Linked DNA regions of Homo sapiens: all the other regions are linked to region 2. Evidence: read pairs that join two places in POLR2A ChIA-PET (ENCODE). Cell type or tissue: Panc1. All regions are shown on one strand. Region 1 overlaps LOC124903028 (a long non-coding RNA gene). Region 2 has its middle 6.4 kb from the start of MIR4472-2. Region 3 overlaps MED13L (mediator complex subunit 13L).

What was found. ChIA-PET counts read pairs that join two places held together with the same protein. Peaks named below come from ENCODE experiments on the same cell type or tissue, not always from the same donor. Only the 100,000 strongest peaks of a DNase experiment are listed, where the experiment ranks them.
Region 1: POLR2A ChIA-PET joins it to region 2 with 16 read pairs; 1 of 35 experiments calls an interaction of 5 or more read pairs at or near these places.
Region 3: POLR2A ChIA-PET joins it to region 2 with 5 read pairs; 2 of 35 experiments call an interaction of 5 or more read pairs at or near these places.

What each region holds. Positions count from the first base shown.
Region 1 is chr12:116,655,808-116,658,307 of GRCh38, reverse strand. It overlaps LOC124903028 (a long non-coding RNA gene), which reads left to right. Exons shown (of 3, transcript XR_007063474.1): 3 at 1-687. Among named protein-coding and RNA genes, the nearest start is that of LINC03088, 4.5 kb to the left of the region's middle. In Panc1, no CTCF peak of the experiment used is centred here; no DNase peak of the experiment used is centred here; H3K27ac peaks cover 959 bases.
Region 2 is chr12:116,433,441-116,435,940 of GRCh38, reverse strand. No RefSeq gene overlaps it. Among named protein-coding and RNA genes, the nearest start is that of MIR4472-2, 6.4 kb to the right of the region's middle. In Panc1, no CTCF peak of the experiment used is centred here; no DNase peak of the experiment used is centred here; H3K4me3 peaks cover 1,325 bases; H3K27ac peaks cover 2,500 bases.
Region 3 is chr12:116,065,812-116,068,311 of GRCh38, reverse strand. The region is part of intron 4 of MED13L (mediator complex subunit 13L); the gene reads left to right. Among named protein-coding and RNA genes, the nearest start is that of MIR620, 82 kb to the left of the region's middle. In Panc1, CTCF peaks have their summits at 1,239 and 1,508 (motif pointing left); a DNase peak (open chromatin) is centred at 1,471; H3K27ac peaks cover 2,286 bases.

The DNA of each region.
Region 1 (2,500 bases), 220 kb before region 2:
CCTAACTCACTCAGAGTCTGAGTTCCAGAAGGACAACAAAGAAGCATGATTTTGTTTCTTGTTTTTATTTTTCTTCTTTTAATTCCCCTCCTTTCTACCTTCAAGGTTCAGCTTCTTTCAGTCATTGATCCTGTGACCTCAGGGACACTCAATCACCTACCTTGGCCTCAGTGTTCGCATGTGTAGAATGGGAATCACTTGCGCAGACCTTATGCAGTGATGGGGAAGGTGAAAAGAGCAAATGTGATTGTCTAGGGGCCCCTGGCTGAGGTTCTTGAGAGAGAACATACTGGAATTCCATGCTTTGTAGCCTACAAGGGCTTTCATGCAGACAATTTAGTAAGATCCCATGACAGCCATCTACAGAGCTTTCACATGACTTAAATGGTCTGCCCCCGGTTACTTCAATCGACAGGTGTAGAGCTGGGATTTAAACACAGACATTTTCGTTAAAAAGACAGTGTTGCTTTTACTATGCGGTGATTTTCAATCTTTTAAAATAGGATAGGAAGCCATGAATATACACACAAAAGATCAGATACAGTTTTAAGGGGTTCACAACCTCCTAAAGCTATGCCCCTCCTAGGAGGAGTCCAGGGGTCTCAGAGGTCTCAGAATATTTGCTGGGGGCTGGAGAGGGGTGAAGACAAAACTTTTAGTAAAATAAAGGAGGAATCCTTAAAATGACCAAACATCTCTGTACTCTTAAGTCAAAGAGAATAAGCTCATCAGAACGTCTCTTTAAGGATTTTAGTAGTCCTTAAAAAGACAAATGAGGAAACTGATTTTAAGGTGAGTTGAACCTGGTTTATGAGGAGTCGGAGGAGGGGGTAAGGGAGGAGTCAGGCCTCTGCAGTTGGGGTGAGCAGTGGAATCCCAGGGCTGCGCAGTGGCAGGTGGTCTCTGAATCAGAGCCGAGAGATGACCTCTGGCCTAGGATTTCAAAGGTCTGGAAGAGCCCTGGGGCCATTTGCAAGTGTTCATTAGTGTTCACCCTCAGCTGGGAACATCACAGGGTGGTCACTGTTCAGCTCCGTTCACCGTTCACTTTTCTTAGTCTTCCTTTTGCTACCTGCCGTGGAGACCTCCCGCATCTCAGACTGACTTTATTTACTTGAAGGTCATCCAGAAATTGCCTGCTTTTTCATGTTCATGTGACAAATATTTATTAAGCCTTAATTATATTCCAGGCAATATGCTCAGCTCTTTGTATACAGCAGAGAAGAAACGAGCTCTTGCCCTCAGACAGATTTCAGTCTAGTAGGGAGCTAAACACTTGACATGAATCACTCCAAGAATGGGGTGGGGGTACATTTGGGGCAAAGGTTGACGTTCTAGGAAGAAAAATACAGGCCACTGGAAACTTTTGATATAGGAAAGAATGCTGGTAGCTCCAGAATGTTCTATATCAGTAATACAGAAAATGGATTATTTGACTTGAAGTTAAGTTTAAAACAGCACTTTATGTGACTTTGAGGAAATGAGAATTGTCTACATCAAAGAATGGGTGTGAGGGATGTCGGAGATCGGGGCTGATGGCTAAAGCCTGTACCCGGCCCTTTCTGGGCTCTGCAACAGGAGATCGTGCACCAGGGGAGAGCAAGCAGGACCAGATGAGAGAAGAGGCATTAGAGGTCAAATCTGGAGGACAGAATTTCCAAAAGAAGTTTCATGGGTGGCCTGCATCAGGATTCCCGCAGGGGGTTGTTGCAATTGCAGATGCTTGGGTCCATCTCAGCCTTGCTGAATCAGCATCTTGGCGCAGGAGCTTGGAATCTGCCTGATGAGCAAGCATCCTAAGGGATTATTTTATGCAGGGGGCTTCGGAGTCTGGATTTTATCCTAAATGCACATCAAGGCCAGTGAGGAGTTTGGAAGAGAGGAATGGATACAGTCCATTTTTCCAGATGTTTTGCATCTTGCGTAGGAACTGAGAGGCGTGGGATAATGGGGGAGGTGGACAGACCACTTAGATGGCCAGGGCAGAATCTCCATGGCCTTGGCCAGGTGCAGTGGTTCATGCCTATAATCCCAGCATTTGGGGAGGCTGAGGAGAGCGGATTACTTGAGGTCACGAGTTCAAGACCAGCCTGGCGAAATCCCGTCTGTACTAAAAATAAAAATATTAGCTGGGCCTGGTGGCACATGTCTGTGATCCCAGCTACTGGGGAGGCTGAGGCATGAGAATCACTTGAACCTGAGAGGCAGAGGTTGTGGTGAGCTGAGATCATGCCACTGTACTCCAGCCTGGGTGACAGAGGGAGACTCTGTCTCAAAAAAAAAAAAAAAAATCTCCACAGTCTCCCCCATCCCTTTGCTTCACTGGGTCAACTTGCCCCTTATTTCAGTCACCAGTTCCAGGGTAGCAGGGTCATCTGCACCTTCATGCAGTTGCTTCCTGGGCCCCAGAGAGACAAGGGCATTGACACTGACTGCAGATGTCCCACATCTCTGGCTTTAGATTAGCCATTGCTCCTTTGACACCTCAGGCAGTTGCTGA
Region 2 (2,500 bases):
TGGCTCACTGCAACCTCTGCTTCCCGGGTTCTAAGCGATTGTCCTGCCTCAGGCTCCCAAGTAACTGGGATTACCGGTGCGTGCCACCACACCTGGCTAATTTTGTATTTATAGTAGAGATGGGGTTTCACCATGTTGGCCAGGCTAGTCTCGAACCCCTGATCTCAGGTGATCCATCTGCCTCAGCCTCCCAAAGTGCTGGGATTATGGGCGTGAGCCACTGCATCTGGCCAGTGGATGCTATTATTATACCTGTTACCAGGTAGGGAAACCAGGCATATGTTACATTGGGTAATTTAACCTTAGTCATTCAGAGGTGAGGCGTGGATTTGAACCTAAATCCTCCCACAGCTGGGAGGGCCCTCGTGCTACCCCTGGCTCCGAGTCAGTGTTCACTAAATGCAGATGGAATTGCAGAATTGGTTTTGTTTTAGGCCGGGCACAGTGGCTCACGCCTGTAATCCCAGCACTTTGGGAGGCCGAGGCGGGCGGATCAGGAGGTCAGGAGATCGAGACCATCCTGGCTAACATAGTGAAACCCTGTCTCTCCTAAAACTACAAAAAAATTAGCTGGGCGTGTTGGCAGGCACCTGTAGTCCCAGCTACTCGGGAGGCTGAGGCAGGAGAATGGCGTGAACCCGGGAGGTGGAGTTTGCAGTGAGCCAAGATCGCGCTACTGCACTCCAGTGTGGGTGACAGAGCGATACTCCGTCTCAAAAAAAAAACCAAAAAAAAAAAAAAAACAGAATTGGTTTTGTTTCTTTTTACAAATCTACTTTATGCCGGGCACTTTCCTATCGCTTCATTCGCGATAGGAATGTTTATTTTTTTCCATTTTACACATGTGTGTTTTTTTTTTCCATTTTACACATGGGGGTATTTGTTTTTGTGTGTTTGTTTTTTTCCATTTTACACATGGGGGTATTAAGCTCCGCCCTAGGAGAAGCCTTTAGACCAATGCTGCCCAGCCTGGAAGTGGTGAATCGGAGACTGCCCTCCTGACTCGCTTGGATTCCAAACCCCTGGCTCTTTCCAGCCCAGCCCACGCCCCTCCGGAAGCTCTGCCCAGAAACGTGCATGGTTGGCATTGCTGAGCTTGCGAGTCCTGCATGGCCCAAATCCCATGAAAGCTGCCTGCACTGCATTAGAAGTGCAGCAAGGATGGAAGTGAGAGGTAAAATGTACATTTCAGCACAAAAGCTTGGAGAGACTTCATGATGCCCCTAGGGCCGTAGGGATCCTCTCCTCTCTCCCTGCCCCAGGCAGACAAAATAGCTAAACCACCCAGGAAGTGTCCTGACAGAAGATCTGCTCACCCATCATCTCTGTTATCCTGTGCTCTGTGGCCTCTGAACAGGAACCCCCAAAATTCAGATGAGCAAGGAAGGCAAAGGTGTCACTGAGGGCTTGGCAAAGTGCTTGCAGGGATGTCCCGAGAAGGCTTTTTCCTGACAGCCTCCTCAGAAGAATATGTGTGGATTCTTATTGCGAAACCCCCAAAGCTCAGCCCCGCCTTCAGAGACTCCGGGAATGAGCTGTGGGTGGAGGGGTGAGTTTAGCGGTGGCAGCTGATCCTTTCCAGATGCCGGGCTCCAGGCCTTGCGGGCAGCCAGGCTGGTCAGTGGCTCCTTGTCACATGCGTGCCACCAGAGGCAGAGGGACAGGGGAAAGGGGCAAGAGTCTGCTCTGAGCCAGGGACTTCCAGGAAGAGCCTGAATAGTCCTGCCCCAGGCGGCTGGTTCTTTCCTCTTAGTGAGCAGCCATGCACACATGATGATTTGCTTTCCTTTTTTTTTTTAATTAACTTCTTACTTTATGCATTTATTTATTTATTTTTCAGACAGGGTCTTGCTCTGTCGCCCAGGCTGGCACCCAGTGGTGTGATCTCTGCTCACCGCAGCCTTGAATTCCTGAGCTCAAGTCATCCTCCTACCTCAGCCTCCCAAGTAGCTGGGACTATAGGCGCACGCCACCGCAGCCAGATAATTTTTTTTACTTTTTAGTAGAGATGGGGGTCTCGCTATGTTTCCCAGGCTAGTCACAAACCCCTGGCCTTAAGCGATCCTCCCATTTTGGCCTCCCAAAGCACTGGGATTACAAGTGTAAGCCGCTGTGCCCAACCCAATTTACTTTTTATTGAAATATAATTTCAGACTTAGGAAAAAGTTGCAAGAACAATACAAAGAATTCCCATGTACCTGTCACCCAGATTTCCCAAATGTTACCACATTACCACTTTGCTGTATCCTTCCCCCACCCCCCACCCCTGTCTCTGTAGATACAGCTATAAAGAGGAGAAAAATGCTTGTTTTCTCAGACATCACACCTCTGTGAAATACTTCACTCTGAATTTCCTAAAAACAAGCAACATTGTCTTACAAAACCACAATACAATGATCAAACGTAGGGAATGAACACTGACACAGCGTTATTGTCTCATCTGAAAACTTTCTCCAGGTCTCCCCATTTGTACTGATGATGTCCTTTGTCACCAAAGGAA
Region 3 (2,500 bases), 370 kb after region 2:
GAAATGAGCCTTGCTGTTGTGGAGATTCTTCTGGCCTGTGTTGTTCACAGTGTGCTTTGTTGTCCCATTAGTATTATCAGCTGTCAGATGCATCTGAGGCTGATTACGGCAGGCACATAGAACTTTCCAGTGCTAGATTCACGAAGAACCCCTGTACCCTGAAGCTTATGTTAGATAAAGAGGCCAGTATGCTTGCTCATTGTTGGTGCGTTTCCTGTATTTACTCACATCTATAAGCAGAAATGGGCTTTGGTCTGAGGGTTCATACTGTATTTGTGTCAGCAATTGTGGTATCTAAAAGTGACTTAAGTGAAGTAGACTGGTTAAGTCAAACCCTTTCACATATCATCTTTCTGTCCAACACTTTGGATAAGCTAGTGTAATTAAACAGATGAAATAAGTTGCCATGAATAATCTCTTTGTTGTCCTTTATTGAGTCTTGTTGTGTTCCAGACATTTGCTGCAAGCTTCGTATATGCGCTTACTCACAGTTCATCCTTATTTTTGTTCTGTGAAGTAAGGATTGTTATGTTCATTTTATAGATGAGAATACGCAAGTGTCTGGTGCTTTTAGTAGTGACTGGCATAGATAGCCATGCCACAAATCCAAGTTGGTCTGACTCTAAAATCTGTGCCTTTCACTCCTACAGCATCATTACTCTAATGAATAACTTTGGGGGGATGCTTTATAAGAAATATTTGTTTCATGCTTTTTTGCTTGTTTTGTCAGGTTTATCACAGATGATGATATCCAATATATAATAAATGTAATAGGGGAGATGAGGCATCTACTTTTCAGTAGCATTTATTGAGATCTAACATCTACCATTTTATTTATTTCATCCTATATTCTGATGGGGGATCTCCAAACTGTTGTGCAAAAGGTCTGTTAAAGTGCAGGGAGAAGAATATTAGAGTCTCTAGGTCTCTTGTTTGTTTCCTTTGAAAATTCCAACTTCATATATGCTTCATAACGTATATAATACATTAGTCAAATACCATACTTCATTGGTTCTAATATGTCTACAGTTGATGTATTTCTTAGATTGAATGAAATACAGAGGTACACATAGAAAATTAGAAAAATAAATATACAAATATTATGGATGTATTTTTTAATAGGAGTGTATAATAAAAATAGTTTTTACATATTTCATATTCTCTGTTTATAATTCTCTATCTTATAGCTTTTTTTCATCTCTTGTTGATTATTTTTGATTGTGTGTCAGTATATTTCCAGTATTGCAGGGTTCACTTTGTCCTCCACAATTATTTCCACTCGCAGAAACATTCATCATTTTCTCATCACCTTCAGTTGTTAAAATCTCTTACTTTGTTGTGGTTGGTTGTACATTTCTTATTTGTAATGCTTTTGTTTGTTAAACTTAATAGAGTCAGTTATTTAAAACTTCATGAAACTAAGCATGAACCTGTCCAACTGTAGAAGATGAAGTAGCAGGAAGTGTTGGAGTGGCTGCATGTGACCGCTTTCGCCCTCTGTTGGTAGCCGGTAGAGTTGATGCGCTTTTGCTCTAGAGTTTTTTTTTTTTTTAATACAATTTTGAAAGTTGAAAATTCACAAGTTAGGGGTCCTCTGTATTTTGTTACAGATAAAAACTCTTATGAGATTCTGTAATTAAATGTAAAGTTCTTACATTGTTTATAATCATAGTGTTACAGGATTCTCATACTTTGGAAAATTTAACAGTATAGAAGTATATATTAGATTGGTGCAAAAGTAATTGCGGTTTTTGACATTGAAAGTAGATAAAATGCTCACACAATACCTTAAAGTAGCACAATAATGAAGTTTGAGTAGTCTTTAGAAGAACATACGATATTTAACAGCATTTTTCAAGCAAGGCTAAAGATGTGAGTCCAGTTTCATTCTCTTAATCCCATGAAAATAAATCCCTCATTCTTGCTGTTTACCTGTACAAGGTGTGATACAAATGAGTTTTCTTTGCATAGAAAGTAAGTCGTTTTCTTCTCTCATAGGCCACATTAAAGAAGTATCACTCTTTATTTTTGTCTTAGCATCCTCATTGAAAAATATTAATGTTCCTCTCAATGAAAACTCTTTACCTTTTTTACTTTTGTGTGTCCAGAGTGCGCATGCTTTTCACTGTAGCTGCTCCTCAGTCTTATTATTTAGAAGGAAATGGAACTCTGTGTGTGCACACGTGTGTGTGTGTATGTATGTGTGTGAGAGAGAGAGAGTCAAAGACAGACTGAATCCGACTTGATAGCTTTTACAAACGCATTTACAGTCTATCACCTTTGTCCTACTTGTGCATTCACACACAGATTCTGCAGTTATGTGCTTGTATAGCTCCTTCTCACACAAGGCAGAGCACTCTACTTAAGCAGAAAAACTGCAACTGATGTACTGTTTTCTTTACTGCATTTGTCCAGTGCTGCAGTAGAGCAACTGTCATTGTTTTGCACAGTTCTGTTTTTCTTCCAAAACTGCCTGTGGCAATTTGTACTCATTCTTTAT